2 separate regions of the Homo sapiens genome follow, and region 1 is linked to region 2. Evidence: read pairs that join two places in POLR2A ChIA-PET (ENCODE). Cell type or tissue: CD4-positive, alpha-beta T cell. All regions are shown on one strand. Links, peaks and the distances in the headings refer to the core of each region. The heading gives the core; the rest is flanking DNA. Region 1 overlaps AP1S2 (adaptor related protein complex 1 subunit sigma 2). Region 2 overlaps CA5B (carbonic anhydrase 5B).

Region 1 (2,804 bases), core at 254-2,753, 74 kb before region 2:
ATGAGAAACAGGATTGTTTCACAATAGTAAGCACATAATTTTTAAGGCCAAGGCACATTTGACTCCTGAGATGAATTTTTTGTGGTCATAATCAAATACTTAGTTGTTTTTGATGCCCCAAAATAAAGTGAGAATGGTAATTTGCCAGGAATTCTTCATAACAGTATCTTACAAAAAACGTGTTGCTCTCTTCACAGTATTATGTGTAAAGTCATTGTTTAAAGCACGAATGTTCCCTCTGGGGTACTTGTTAAAGCTAAATTTATTTTGCTTCCCTCCACTTAGAAGTGCTGCACACTTTACAGCAGCTTCCTTTCTTTCCATGGCACTGCCTAGTTAACAGAAGTCTTATAAAAATTTAAAAAGACACATTTCTTACAAAAAAGAGTTGAATGAGGTAAAATGGCATTAGATGGCTCTATATTTTTTAAAGCTATGTAATTGTTCAGCGTCACTTTTCTAAGTACTTATACATATCTAAACATGTCTTCATGGTTTATATTTTCACTTATATATGCTGGGCTGGATTAAGCTTTGTTGTGATTGTGACCAACATTCAGGCCACGTGAGCACTGTCTTATCACATCGCCAATTAGTTGTAATAAACGTTCAACGTACAAACACTGGAGTGTGTTTTTATCTCTTTCCAAAAGTTTGTCAAACTATGCAGAGCTGCTGAAGGAAGAATTTCTCATTTTTTTTTCAGTAAAATGTTGAAAATTCCCCTCCATTTGAATATGGTGGTTGTTATAAGCACACACAAGATACATGGTGGAAGATCTAAGGAGTCTTCATGTACTTCATTAAAAAATAACATGGATTCCATACTGAGAGCCTATCTACACATTTATTTTCAATCAATAAATGCTGCTTTTAAAACCTTGATGCAGTTGACTTTTCTACTCTTTCTGAATGAACAACTTAGACTGTTACTCAAAAGGTATTTCAAATCAACTGGATTCCTCTTACCCCCTTGTGAACTGAAGGTGCTAGCACATGCAACAGAAAGGGACTAATACTTGCAGACTGTACTACCTAACCTATGCAACAAATCAAATCTATGGTAATCATGATAGTTAAGGGACCTCCTATTACTACAGATAGGAAATGTTACATTCTAAAACTGGGCTATTTAAGAAGGAGGCAGGAACTACCATCAAATTAAGTTGCTAGTCTACTGGAAAAAAAGACGTTTATAGGTTTAAAAAGCCTCCAACATGCAGCTAGCTATTCACTGAAAACAGGCCTGTGGGTTTCTGCTAGCAATGTATAGTTGGAATTTTTGAAACATAAATAGTAATCAGGCAATATATATTAAAAAAAACTAATAAATTTAAGTTCAAGATGGACATTTATCAGGATAATGAACCAGTCAGTGGTTTAAAAACTTCCTGCCCTTCTACCCTGCCTATTAACATTTGAGGGGAAAGTCATCAATATCTCAGTTGTCCTGAGCTCAAGATGGTGGTTTTCTTTCTTAGCCTCCATGATTTATTAAGATTTCAGCTTTGCAGACCACATTTAATTGCATATATCTTGACTGTATTTAGAAAAGTATTAAAAAATACTGAATTTAATGATAATTACTCGGCGTTACTGAAATCAGTAGATAGTTCTAGGTCAATCATTTTCAGGGTGAAGCAGGCATTTAGAGTCTGGAACAAATCCAACTTTTTAAAGTGAAATTATCCTGGGCCACATGCATGATTTCTTTTATTGACTACACATGAAAGAACTCTCATCCTTAACAGATATCATGCAGAAATTCCAATTTTGAGGAAACTTTCTTCCTACTTAAATTTCGTTAACGTTTCAGTATTTTACGTATGTTTTAAGTCCTTATTCCCAAATCTCAAATTGAAAAATGTCACATACTCCAAAATTCTAGATCCCAAATATGTCAATGGAAAGAAAGCGACAAAAAATTGATAAAGCTGGAGAGCATCTTATTTATGATCAGAAATCTAGGTATAATATTTTGCCTGAAGCTTTTTCTGCATTAGGTTCTATTCTCTGACCATTCTGTTGAGATTTTTATACCAGGATTGCTTTAACACTAGGCATATTTAGTACCAATGACCCTAATATTCCTGGAAATGACAAAAATAAACTTTACTCCTATATAAAGAACTTTCCAACACACTATTTAAAAAAGTACACGACAGCCCCCAGCTGAAGAGTAGGAGGAAAAAAAATGGACTTTGCCCATCAGTACTTTAAAACTGAGAAAATGAACTTTAAAGCAAAAAAGCTGTTCAGCTATTACATATAGAAAAATCCAATAGATTATTAATAAAAGGCAAACAAGCAGGGCTCACCTGTAGTTTCAGATATTCAGGAGGCTGAGCCAAGAAGATCGCTTGAGCCCAGGAGTTTGAGGCTACAGTGCACAATGATCATGTGAACAGCCACTGCCCTCCAGTCTGGGCAACATAGCAAGACCCTGTCTCTAAAAAAAGGGGTAGGGGGCCAACAAGAATAAAAAAACATTAAATATATGAACACATAAAATTTATCAAATTGGTAAGGATTAAAATTACTTGGCGTTGTGGGAGCAGCAAAGTTTATTGACATAATAAATTTTTTATAGTCTTCTGGCAGGCAACTTGGAAATATTTTAGTATTCATGTCCTTGATACAATTTATCCTAAGGAAATGATCAAAAATATGTGGAAGTATTTAAGAAAATCCATCACAGGATTGATTTCAGCACAGGATTCTTGAATAGTACAAAATTAAAAATCTAACAATGAGGATATGGTTGAAAAAACTGATCCATATTGTGCAGTGAGTAAAACGAAGAA
Region 2 (2,804 bases), core at 105-2,604:
ACAATTGGTTGAGTTTGTCTAAAGACCTGGGATTGGTAGAAAGGGAATGTTCAGGTTAAGATAAAGATTGTGGAGATCAAAGTTCCTTTGAAGTCTTATAGTAGCTGCCCTTAGAGACAATAGATGAGAAATATTTCCTATTCAGATCTTAGTTAATCTCTTTAGGATTGGGAGGGTCTGGAAAAAAAAGATCTAGCTATGTTAACAGAGATTTTTTTTTTTTTTGAGACAGAGTCTCGCTCTGTCGCCCAGGCTGGAGTGCAGTGGCGCGATCTCGGCTCACTGCAAGCTCCGCCTCCCGGGTTCACGCCATTCTCATGCCTCAGCATCCTTAGTAGCTGGGACTGCAGGCGCCCACCACCACGCCTGGCTAATTTTCTGTATTTTTAGTAGAGACGGGGTTTCACCGTGTTAGCCAGGATAGTCTTGATCTCCTGACCTTGTGATCCGCCCGCCTCGGCCTCGCAAAGTGCTGAGATTACAGGCGTAAGCCATCGCGCCTGGCCCAGAGATTCTTTACAGATACAAATTTTCCCCCATGCAGAACAGCTTTGCAGGGCTATTTCAAAACATGGCAAAGAAACATGTTTTGGGGTAAAATATTTTGATTTTCTTCTTTGTCTTGTAATGTTATGCCAAAGTCAGCTTGGAAAGTAAATCACGATATATAGGGTTGAATAAAACCCATCTGGTGAGAATTTATGATTTGTGGGGCATGACTCCCCAGACCCCTTAGATAGGAATTTGGGCAAGATAAAAAAAAAATCAGAGTTTCGTCCTCACAATGTATACCTTACATGTATTGATTTATGTCTTGCGTGTAACTTCTGTCTCCCTAAACCATGCTGTAACCCAACCACCTTGGGCATGTGTTCTCAGGACCTCTTGAGGCTGTATCATGGGCCACAGTCACTCATATTTGGCTCAGAATGAACCTCTTCAAATATTTTAGAATTTGGCTTTTTTCATTAACACGTTATCTTTTCAAACCCTCAAGAATCTGGGGTCATTCTTGGTCACAAGTGTACATTGGCCTTCTGTTGGGGTATTGAGCTGTCAGAAACAATGAGAATTGTCTTTACAATTGAGCAGACGAGGGTCCAGAACATAGAAACAGGACCGGCTCGAAGGCCCAGAGCAGCAAAGACCACAATATTATTCTTGGGGCAAACAGGTTGGAACAGTATAATATGCTACAAACAAAATCAAATGGTGACTGTCCCCTGTTTTTCCTAGTAACTTAGAAACAAGAACATGTCATCTGTTGTGGGAAATTCACTAAGTAAAACTGCCCCTCCCGAAGCCACTACTGTTTGTTTTTTTTTGTCAGCACTAAAAGCAGCAAACTATCCTAACTACATACGTATACCGGATTTGGATGTTTAATTTCAACTGTCAAAAAAAAAAAAAGCAAAACTATTAATACTTTCCAATATAAACCATAGACCACAAAGTGCCAGTGTTCAGAATAAGCCAGTCTCAGTAGGATGTGGCATGTTTGTAGGAAACCACACCTAGCAACCAGAAATTTATTATGCCTCTGGTCCGTTTATTTGAAAAAGAACACAGTCAATGTTGAAGGAAACAAAATAAACTTACAGTGAAAATATATTTGTAGAGCAGTTTCAAGCCCTTGGATGTAGCTAGATTAGCATTACTAATTTACAAGCATTCCATTCTTACTCAGTCTTTTTATTATGTGCATATGGGGTCAAAGAAAATAAACACTAAAGGGGAGAAACCTAGACCTCAGTGCAGTCCAACATTTGAAAACTCTGTGCCAATGTTTTTTAAATAATGGAAAACATGAAAAATTCCTCCTTAATGATAATACTTAGCCATTTCATCTCTTCATTAACTCAAAGTTATCTGTTCACAAATACACACATTATCCTTTCCCATTCTCTCAACTGCCCTCTCTAGGGCAGTCACGCAGAGCATGTTTGGCAATGTCTGCAGACAGTTTTGGTTGTTATAGCTTCATGAGGGTGCTACTAGCAACTAGTAGGCAGAGGCCAGGAATGCTGCTAAAGACCCTCCAGGGCACAGGACAACCCCCTACAACACACAATGATCCATCCTCAATGTCCATCATGCCGCAGTGGAGAATCCCTGCCACATCCGGACATGGGCAATGCCTTGTATTTCCAGGAGGGGAACGAGATGAGAGAGGTGTGAGGAAGACCATTTCCTGCCTCACTCAATCTTCCATCCTTACAGCAGAGCACACACTTGCAAACTGATCAGCTAGAATTAATTCAGTAATTCCTAACTCAGGACAGAATATTCCAGAACGTTGAAGCTAGTAAACTGTTTACAAACATTTACATGCAACTTCCAGAAACTTAAGGTTCCCAGAAATAATTTGTGGTTTGTGGATCAACCTTTGTTTAAAAGAAAAAAAAAAAGACAATTGCTACCAAGAAATAATAAACAACAGGTTCCAAAATATTAAAAACCGGGATCTGTCTCTTGTCCAGTTTCTGCATGACATCATTTTAACATGCTAAAATTAGTCAAGAAAGAACATTCTACATTTACTTTCATGAATCAACAGAGAAACAGTTATTCTCACAGTTCATAAGGCATATAATCCTACACTGGAAAGCCAAAGACAGCATAGCTACAAATGTTTAACATGTGTGATTATTATAAAGATGAGTATTTTTGCTCTTGCACACTTGCTCCCTCTTTTCTTTTCTCTTTTTTTCTAAGAGATGAGATTTCACTCTGTCACTCAGGCTGGAGCCCTTTTTGTTCTCTTTAAGGAAGTGGTGTACTCACAGGCTCGGTTCCGGGTTTTG

Evidence for each region. Peaks named below come from ENCODE experiments on the same cell type or tissue, not always from the same donor. Only the 100,000 strongest peaks of a DNase experiment are listed, where the experiment ranks them.
Region 1: POLR2A ChIA-PET joins it to region 2 with 6 read pairs; 4 of 35 experiments call an interaction of 5 or more read pairs at or near these places.

Annotation. Positions count from the first base shown.
Region 1 is chrX:15,823,887-15,826,690 of GRCh38, reverse strand. AP1S2 (adaptor related protein complex 1 subunit sigma 2) reads left to right here. Exons shown (of 6, transcript NM_001272071.2): 6 at 1-885. Among named protein-coding and RNA genes, the nearest start is that of AP1S2, 30 kb to the left of the region's middle. In CD4-positive, alpha-beta T cell, for the core only: no CTCF peak of the experiment used is centred there; no DNase peak of the experiment used is centred there.
Region 2 is chrX:15,750,146-15,752,949 of GRCh38, reverse strand. It overlaps CA5B (carbonic anhydrase 5B), which reads right to left. Exons shown (of 8, transcript NM_007220.4): 2 at 2,785-2,804. CA5BP1-CA5B (CA5BP1-CA5B readthrough) reads right to left here. Exons shown (of 12, transcript NR_160544.1): 5 at 2,785-2,804. Among named protein-coding and RNA genes, the nearest start is that of CA5B, 13 kb to the right of the region's middle. RefSeq lists an enhancer at 1-86. In CD4-positive, alpha-beta T cell, for the core only: no CTCF peak of the experiment used is centred there; DNase peaks (open chromatin) are centred at 1,389 and 1,949; H3K4me3 peaks cover 1,775 bases; H3K27ac peaks cover 2,436 bases.